Regions from separate parts of the Mus musculus genome. Here region 1 is linked to region 2. Evidence: chromatin loops called from intact Hi-C (ENCODE). Cell type or tissue: left cerebral cortex. All regions are shown on one strand. Each heading gives the region's core, and the rest is flanking DNA. Links, peaks and the distances in the headings are about the cores only.

What was found. A loop is a pair of places that touch in the nucleus more often than their neighbours do. Peaks named below come from ENCODE experiments on the same cell type or tissue, not always from the same donor. Only the 100,000 strongest peaks of a DNase experiment are listed, where the experiment ranks them.
Region 1: it touches region 2 in a loop (2.1-fold over the local background); 4 of 42 quality-filtered maps call a loop at or near these places.

The regions. Positions count from the first base shown.
Region 1 is chr2:103,344,807-103,349,195 of GRCm38, forward strand. The region is part of intron 1 of A930006I01Rik (RIKEN cDNA A930006I01 gene); the gene reads right to left. Among named protein-coding and RNA genes, the nearest start is that of A930006I01Rik, 26 kb to the right of the region's middle. In left cerebral cortex, for the core only: a CTCF peak has its summit at 2,715 (motif pointing left); a DNase peak (open chromatin) is centred at 2,713; H3K4me3 peaks cover 195 bases.
Region 2 is chr2:103,422,695-103,427,083 of GRCm38, forward strand. It overlaps Elf5 (E74-like factor 5), which reads left to right and starts at 1,374. Exons shown (of 7, transcript NM_010125.3): 1 at 1,374-1,494. In left cerebral cortex, for the core only: a CTCF peak has its summit at 2,162 (motif pointing left); DNase peaks (open chromatin) are centred at 1,700, 2,140, 3,149 and 3,786.

The sequences.
Region 1 (4,389 bases), core at 221-4,220, 78 kb before region 2:
GCATATCATCAAGAAAGCCATACTTGGTTTTTCAAACCTATTATAGAATCATGGTTTCTCTTCTTGGAAAGAGGTGTCCTTAGGGAGTTTCCTTCTTTTATTCTCTTCTATTTCTGGTCCCTTTAAATATATATATATATATTTATTTTTTTACTACTCTGTGTGTGTGTGTGTGTGTGTGTTCATCCATAGATAAGATAAGGGTATATGATGTGCCATGACACAATTGTAGAGATCAGAGGACATTTTTGTGGACACTTTTTTTACGTGGGTCCTGGGGATTGAACTCGGGTTGCCAGACTTGTATAACAAGACTTCCAGGGTGGGCCTGTATAGCAACCGTCCTCATCATCCCCATTACTGTTTATTAGGCACGGCAGCCAGACAGTGTGGCCAACCAGGTACGTTGTGTACTTCATCTGTTTAGTGCTCTCAGCAACGTTGGGGCAGATATTGAATTTTCCCTCTTTTAAATATGAGGAAATAGAGACTCAGTAGACACTAGATAGTTTGCCCAAGGGTCATAATGTAAAAGAGGGTGGCGTGGATCTGGGAATCCAGTCTGTCGGACTGGAAATCTCGGTACTACTTGTGTACCAGTAACTTCGGCACTGGCAGCCGGTGACTAGTCATCTGCATCTCACATGCTTCCACTTCAATGTCATAGCCTTTTGTGGTAAAACAGGAACCTGGATTTTTGAAGCCCATTTTTAATCTGGCCTCTGTGTTCCTCGTTTCTGTTTTTGTTTCTAGTGCCAAGGGACCCCAGACCTTCACACATGCTAAGCAAGAACCCTTCCACCATGTTACACGCCTAGCCCATGGCATCTATTTCTTCATTTGAGACACTGTCTCCCACAAGATGGAGATGGAGTAGTCAGTCCTTACTGCCACATGCTAAGTCCTTTTGTATCAAGGTGACACTCAGACCCCAGAACAGGGTGGCCCTTTATACACAGACTACCTCTTTGTGCTATTGTCCTTTTGTCCCCTGAGATACCCACTCCTCCTGTGCTTGCCCCCAAACAGATCCAGCAGTGTCTTGCCTGTTGGTGCTGGCCTCTGTCTACAAGCAACTCTTTCGTCCCACACGTTCACGTTCTGAGTAGCCTGTAGGTGTGACTTGGAAGCCACCAAGTCTCCAAGCCCTGAGCCTGCTCACCACCCCTGGGCCACCATGTCACAATCGGAAAATGATAAGATGCTGACTGGTGCTCTGGTCCGAAACTCTGACAAGTGCCTCTGTCAGAGCCTACACATGGGAGAAAGTGTCATAAGCAACTTCATGGCAGGAATGCTAAAAGATCTGCTCTGGAGTTAGGCAAAGCAGGGTGTGATGTTGGCTCTGTGCCTTCCAGCTGTGTAACCGTAGGCGAGTTATTTACCTTCTCTGATTTACCCTATTGGACCTGTAACACAGACAGAGTAATAACTGAACCAAATTTGTCAGCAGATATCGGTAATCCAAGCACTGTGGAAACTGAGGCGGGGGGGGGGGGGGGCATTTCTCCTGTGTTCCAGGACAGCCTGAGCTGTATAGACAGACAGCTCCTGACTCAAAAAAATGGCAGTAGGATCTATTTCATGGTGTTGTTGGAATAATGTGGCTCTATGATACTAACTGATTAAAATGGAGACTGATCTACAAGAAGCACTAAATAAGTACTTATTATTATCATTATTAGCTGCAAAGCATCTACGGTGAGATGTGAGATTGCTTGGCGAGTTAATAAGCGATTACTTGGAATGACTTTTCTCCTCTACCGGATCACTTGGCTGCTGGATGGCTTTGAACATATTCATCTGCTATTGGAACCTCAACCACTGCAGCATGCCCGGGTTTGCATAGACACTGGCGCTTGGCAAGCTGGAGCCAGGAAGCTTAAGAAGCTATGCTAGCTCATCAAAGAGCATGAGACATTGGGAAAAGCCATTTAAAGTCAATTGGGCTGTTTACATGCAAAGAAACTTAGCAAGAAGACAGACTCCAGAGACCTTCCTTGCTCTGACCTCAGTTTCCCCATCTACAAGAGAAGGCTCCCATCGCACTGTCTCTCTCTGAATTCCTTGCCTGCAAAGGAGGTCCTTGATTCTGCCAGGACAGTCTTAACAGCCAGCCCTGGGCATGTGTCTGCAAGGCCAACTTCTGCAAGGCCAGGCGGCACTTGGCATGGGCCAGAGTTTTGCAGGGTTCTTCACACAAACCTTCCATCTAGGGCACATCTCCATGACCTCTGCAGCTTCCTAATACCCAACAGTTCCCATAGCTCCCTGATGACACTGTCTGCAGCCACTGAAGACATCTTCAATGAAGACCTCAGTCCTCACAAATATGCCTCCTTCCAGCAGGTGCCCTGTCTGTCTGCATCACTAACTTACCCAGAGTTTTCAGAAAGAACGTTCTTTGCTTCCCTATTGATATGGATATTATTTTGCACTTTAGGGGAGAACAAGTGTGTGTGTGTGTGTGTGTGTGTGTGTGTGTGTGTGTGTCTCTGTGTGTGTGTGTGTGTGTGTGTGTCTGTGTGTCTGTGTGTCTGTGTGTGTGTGTGTGTGTGTGTCTGTGTGTGTCTGTGTGTCTGTGTGTCTGTGTGTCTGTGTGTGTGTGTGTGTGTGGTTTGTCTGTGTTAAAACTTGGCATTTTTCCAAAGCAAAACCTTGCTTTAGGGTTAGGAAGACATTGCCATCTAGTGGCTGCATGCAGAAGTAACCAGACTGCAGCCAAAGAGTCCCTAAAGCTTGAATCCAACTCACTGACTTTCCCAATGTCAAGAGAGGGTTTTGGACTGTCGAGACTGGAACACACAGACCTACTGATCTCCCCGCCCCCAGCAGGGGAACCCCATCCCCTGGCCTAAAATGCTCCTTGGACTGAGGCTGGCAGGACCAGAATTGTTTCCATCCCTTGTGCCCCCTCCTGCTTTTTATCAGCATTGCGGGAGGCAGAAGAGAAAGATCAGCCATCTCTCCTGGCAACCGGCTAAAGGCTTTTCTGAGATAAGGAGGAGGCAGATAAGGAACCGGAGGGAGAGAGAAATCATTGATGGGGGAAGTGAAATGTCTTTCTTGTGTTCCCAGTCCAAGGATGGTGGCTCATGCTTTAACTCTAAAGCAAATAATGGAAGACACTTTCAGTTTGTGAAGCTTTTTTTTTTCTCTAAAATATCGATTTTGTCTCCCCCCCACCAGCCTAACTCATTGTACAAAATAATGGGTGTCATTAAGATGTTTTCAAACATGTATTAATGTGCTTTGGTCATTCACCTCCTGTGTTACCCTTCTCCTCTCTCCTAACCCCAGTCTTTCTCCCAATGGTAAGGATTAGGGATCTCAAAGAAGTAACTTCAGAAAGGAAAACCCATCACTTATGCAAAGTGTGACAATCCATTCTTGTGTAAATGGAGCCAGGAATCACAGACCTCCTTAGTTCCAACGCTTGTATTTGCATATAGCTTTGCAGTTCACTACACGCATTAATGTACTTAACATTCTTTAATCTTTACAAATACCCCCATGGACGGAATTATTAGTCATGAGCGACGAGGAAATAGAGCTTGGGAGACATTGAGCAATTTTCCTGAAGTCACACAGCTATCAATGGCAGCACTGGCTTCTCTTGCTGTCCGGACAACGTGCCAAGTGCTTCTGAGGAAACTATGGCTTCTCCCATAACTATGGCTTCTGGGGAGCAGCTAGAGAGTCTGTCACCCCGAGTTATCCCTGCCTGTCACCTACAGCCCCCCAGTCTCCCTGCAACCACTCCTACAGCTGTTTGCCTGACTGCCCAGCATGTTAGAAAACCCTATGACCCTGGCCATCATTTACAATTGGCTTAGAGACAACGCTCACATTTTTTGAGAGAGCAGCACAGCAGGGCACAGCATCACCCTTGCTTGGCGGTGATGGGGCCACCAGCCTGGATCTGTTGTACCGTTGGGAGAGCTTTCTGTGGACTTGTTCTGTCACCCCCTACCAGATAGTGCTTTGGTAAATGTCCTGATATCGATTCTCATATTCTCGTTCTAGTGTTTATAAATACCAGCTGTCCTCCTGATGCCCCACCCTCTGAACATCATGACCTGAAACCTGTACTCTCATGCTCTACTCTTCTGCATCCACCCTCCCTCTGTGAAGAAACAATTCAGCGTCTAAGTACCATCTCTAGGCTGATGATTCCCAAATGGAGACCCACAGCCCACCTCTCCCCCTATACACCACGCTCACAACGGCTTCTCCTGAGCATCTGCAACGTGACAGTTGGCATGTCCACACCCAAACTCATGACTGACCAACTGGTTCACAAGTTTTCCCATCCCAGTAAATGGTAATTCTACCCTCTTCCTCCCATACTCCAAATCACTACACTGGATTCATCCCTGAGTTCTTCCA
Region 2 (4,389 bases), core at 159-4,158:
CTCACTGTGTAAATCAACCTGGCCTCAAACCCACAGATATCTGCCGCCTGAGTGTTGGGATTAAAGGCACTGTTAAATCCAACAAAATGATTAAATAAATAAATAAATAACTTAATCCCGTTTTCTCCTATTACTGTTGGGAGAATTCTGACCCAGAAAAGCTGGCTCTCCCACCTAAGGTCCCAGAGCCAAGCCAGAGCCTCAACAGGCCACTTATCTTGCCCCGACTATTTTTCCATGATGACACATGACTCCTCACATGAACTGCCTTTTGTTTCTTCACGCCGTTCGGGTGTTTGGATTTGAGTGTTTGTGCCTATGCCCAGTGTTCCCAAGAAAACCTAACCAACCAGTCAATCTCTGCTTTCCACTTCAAGATCACAGAGTCTGCAGTTTGAGCACCTTGGTGTCTTGGCTGCCTGAGATTGAGAGAGGAACGGAACCCACGAAAGGGGGTTATGAACACTCCTCCCAGATGACTGCCTAGGCCGTCATTTAGATTTGAGAGATGTCCTAAAAACTGGGTAGTTCTCAGTGAGACAGCTGACAGCTTGCAAGCCAATCAGGACCCCCCGCCCCCGTGTTGTTCTGGATGTTTGACACTGCAGCTCCACGATCCCTTCATATCGCCATTTCTAAAACAGAGGACACTGGGAAAGGGGGAAAGCTGTCACATGGCTCCTGTATTCAAACATGGCGCCCTTTGGGTGCTTAGAGTGGAAAGGCCAGTGAAAGCACTGCTCCCTGACTCTCTCCCTGCCCCCTGATCGGAAGGTCCCCACCAGGATCAATAGAAGGAAATATGTAGCGCCCAAGGACAGGCTTCCAGGTGATTGGCTGACATTACCAAGTATGGCCTTCCCAGCAACCCAAGGACAGATTCCATTATTGCATTAATCTGATGGATCCCGGATATGCTCATTAACTTATTCACAGTAATGCAGCCAGAAAATGACCGGCTCAGAATTTGATCCCTGAAGCACCTTTATTCTTTACCACTTCTTGGCACTGCTCTTCTTTCCTAACACGCACAGAATAGGGGATAACACTACATACAGAGGTTCGGGACTTGGCCAGCCCAGGCAAAGGCTGCAATGAACAGACACCAGGCCTGAATTTCCTTCCCTCCAGCTTGCTCAACGGAGACTGCTCCAGCCAGCACTCCACTTATCCCCCCGGGGGCAAGAATTCTCTGCTCATTTCCTGGGTCCCCTCGGTGGGTGGTGGGAGCTGGGCACAAAAGCAGGAGAAAGGTAAACTTTCTGCATGTGAAAACCACCCCCCACCCCCGAGGAGCCGTGTCACACCGTATGTCACCGTCATCAAAGGGGCTGTGCATAAACCTGAAAAACCAAACGGACCTGTCTGTAGGTGTCACTTATATCACACGGCTACAGGTGCCTTTATTTCTACAGTCCGCTGGTGCTGGGAGCGCGCTTGCCTTCTCTTGCCTTGAAAGCCTTCTGTCTGGACCTAGCCACCACTTGTCTTCACGTAAGCAGCTTTTCTTTGCTCTTTTGAATGAATTGAAAGGGGGTGTCGGGGCTCAGAGACTTAGCTGGGGCCTGGGACTGAGTCTCTGTTTCCAGCTCCCACGGCAGCCCCTCCGTGAGGAAGCCAGAGTGCCTCCTCCGGGGGTGTTTGACTCAGGTTTGACGGCTTGCCGGAGAGATTTTTTTTTGTCTCCTCCGGGAAGGTGGCCACCCACCCTCTTCACCGGCCCCCACTTCCTCTGGTTCCACTAAACCAAAGGCAGCTGAGAGAATGTGTACAGGCGCTTAAATCTCTGCCCATCCTTTAGCTGCCTTTAGGAGGAAGCCGGATTCTGCACGGATAGCCAGCTCAAGAAAAACCCACCACCTCCCCCAACCCTGGCCTCACCCCTCAGTTCTTTGGAGGGCCTGCTCACCAAGCTGCCCCTCTTGATACAGAGAATGGTATTCTTACTGTTTAAGGCTTTTTTTGTTTTTGTTTTTGTTTTTTTAAGGAGTTTGTACAAAATAGTTTAAAGGAATCTCATTTGGCCCTCCCACAGCCCCTTAGGACAGAGTGCTTCCAGAAGAGAAGTGGCTAGGGTTTTTTTCCACTGTATTCTCAAACCTTATCAGTCTGTATGCGTTCAGGGGTTTGTGCGCATTTGCCCCCTACTGGCAGCAACTGGAAACACATGCTCTCCCGCATCTGCGTTAAGGTAGGAGAATTTAAGACAGAATAGGGGTCCTAGATCATTATGCACTTAGTCTCCATTTTACAGATGGGGCAACTGAGGCACAAGAAGGCCCGGTAATTTATAGAGATGGTTTTGTGTGGTAGTCCAAAGACTCAGACCCAGGCTGTTACACGTGCTCATCCACACGGAAAGCTTCATTCTCCTGCCTTCATTCTCTCGGCAAGGGTCTTTCTATGATTCAGTGTATTGGGGACAGCAGCTTTTACAGTTTGGTTGCCTCCTCTTCTCAAAAGTCTTCAGAGTGAAACTTTTTAGCTACTCAATCAATGTTCACTGATTTTATTAAATCCTCAGGACGCTCAGCGGACTGTGTGTTGAGATGTCCATTTTAAGGATTCGGAAGTAGGTTATCAGAGATGGTCATGAGTACTTACAGATTAGCAGACCAGGATGGGGAAAAAAATCAAAACTTTTAGCACGCCTGCAAGAAAGTCAGAGGTTGCAGCAGGCTAGGCAGGAATTGTGCCCTCCGTCGCTTGCTTTGTGACTACCGCAAACAACACTCATTCTCTGCGTCTTTAACCTAAAACTTGTGATCTTCCGATCGAAGCCCACAGCTTCCTTCTATGATGTTTTAGAAAAATATAGCTTAAAAAAAAAACCAAACAAATGAAGTCCTAAATGAGCTGAAGAAAAATGAAGTATTGCTCAATAAGGCACTGGCGAGTTGGCTCCCACAATGCAGTGGTTGCTTTCAGAACAAATACTCAAGAACCCAACCCACAAGCCCTCCACTGCTGCAAGTGTTGAAACCCCCACTGAGCCCTCTGCAGCCACCCTTCTTAAAGAGCCCCGAAGGGTGGGAAAGTAACACTTCCTATCCGTGAGGCTCTGCCGCAGTGGGCATTCAGGTGTCGTGGAGCGTTAGGAAAGAAAAAGTGTTTCTCTCCTCAACGGCACTGCCAAGATGATAAAACTGTGGGAGGATTTTCACTGTCTCACTTTCCTCATTTTGCACTGGTTTGGCTTAGCTCAAAGACGTTTTGACAGAGAAATAGCCAATGCCTGTGAACAGACATTCCGAAGATAGAAACAGGAAGCTTGCCTCAAGTTTGAGGCTAGCCTGATCTGCACTGTAGGTCCATACATGAGAAAAGGTGAAGGGGAGGAAAGAAATGGAAAGGAAACAGGGGAAATAGCCCAGGTATAGATGCTTAGTTGGGTAGATATTTGGTCACATCCCCAAAATGACCTTGAGGATCTCGGCTCGGGTCAAAGGAAGAATTTTCCTCCTCTGACAAATTGGGCAAGGCTGGGTAGTTTGCACCGTCACCATTATTTCTGCCATTGGTTTGTAAGTGGGACAAAAGCCTATAGCCCTGGCTCTTTGGCTGGGTGGGCCCTATTGTCTGCGTGGTATGTGAGCTTGCTCAGAAAGGAGATAGAAAGTTGCTGGAGGCTCTCAGTTCCAGGCCTGCCCTGACTCACTCCAAAGGTACCTATAATCGACCTTCTCACCAGTAAAAAAAGAGCTCATTTGATTCCACCACCTTAGGGTGATCAGACCAATCTTTTTCGTACCGATCATGCCTTCCCTATGAGGTGGCCAGGGTGATAATTAATCTGGGGGAAACTGCTTCCATCTGTTGTTGGTCTATTGAAAGCCAGGGCATGGGAGTATAAGGATCCCAGCTCAGTTGTCCAGCTGAGCAGGAGAGGGAAGGAGGAGGAGGGGAGCACAGGACTTTCTGGGGCTACAGGTTTAATCAGAGGTCGTACTGGTTATATTTTGAGTATTTGGTGACTTTACCTGACCAAAGTGCAAATGTTATCAATGTGGCTACACGTGTGTACATGAGTACAGGTTTGGAAGCGTTTGGCTGATCTAATGAGAGGCTGCAGAAAAATCACAGAGCCAGGGCTGACCTTGAATGCGTCTCCTAGTGTTTTCCTGTCATGGGTGAAGAAGTGAGGTTTAGAGAGATGAAAGAGGCAGGATCATCTCTCCATGTTCAGGGCTCTTTCCATAATGACAAGCCAGAGGATAGCTAGACTAGCCGGCCCAGGAACCTTCTAATATCCCTCTTTTGGTTCTGTGCACTGCTAGGCCTACCTAACCTGGTTCTTTTCTGCCTTGTTTTCATTATCAACATACACACACACACACACACACACACACACACACACACACACACACAAACCAGAGCCTTCTGCCATTG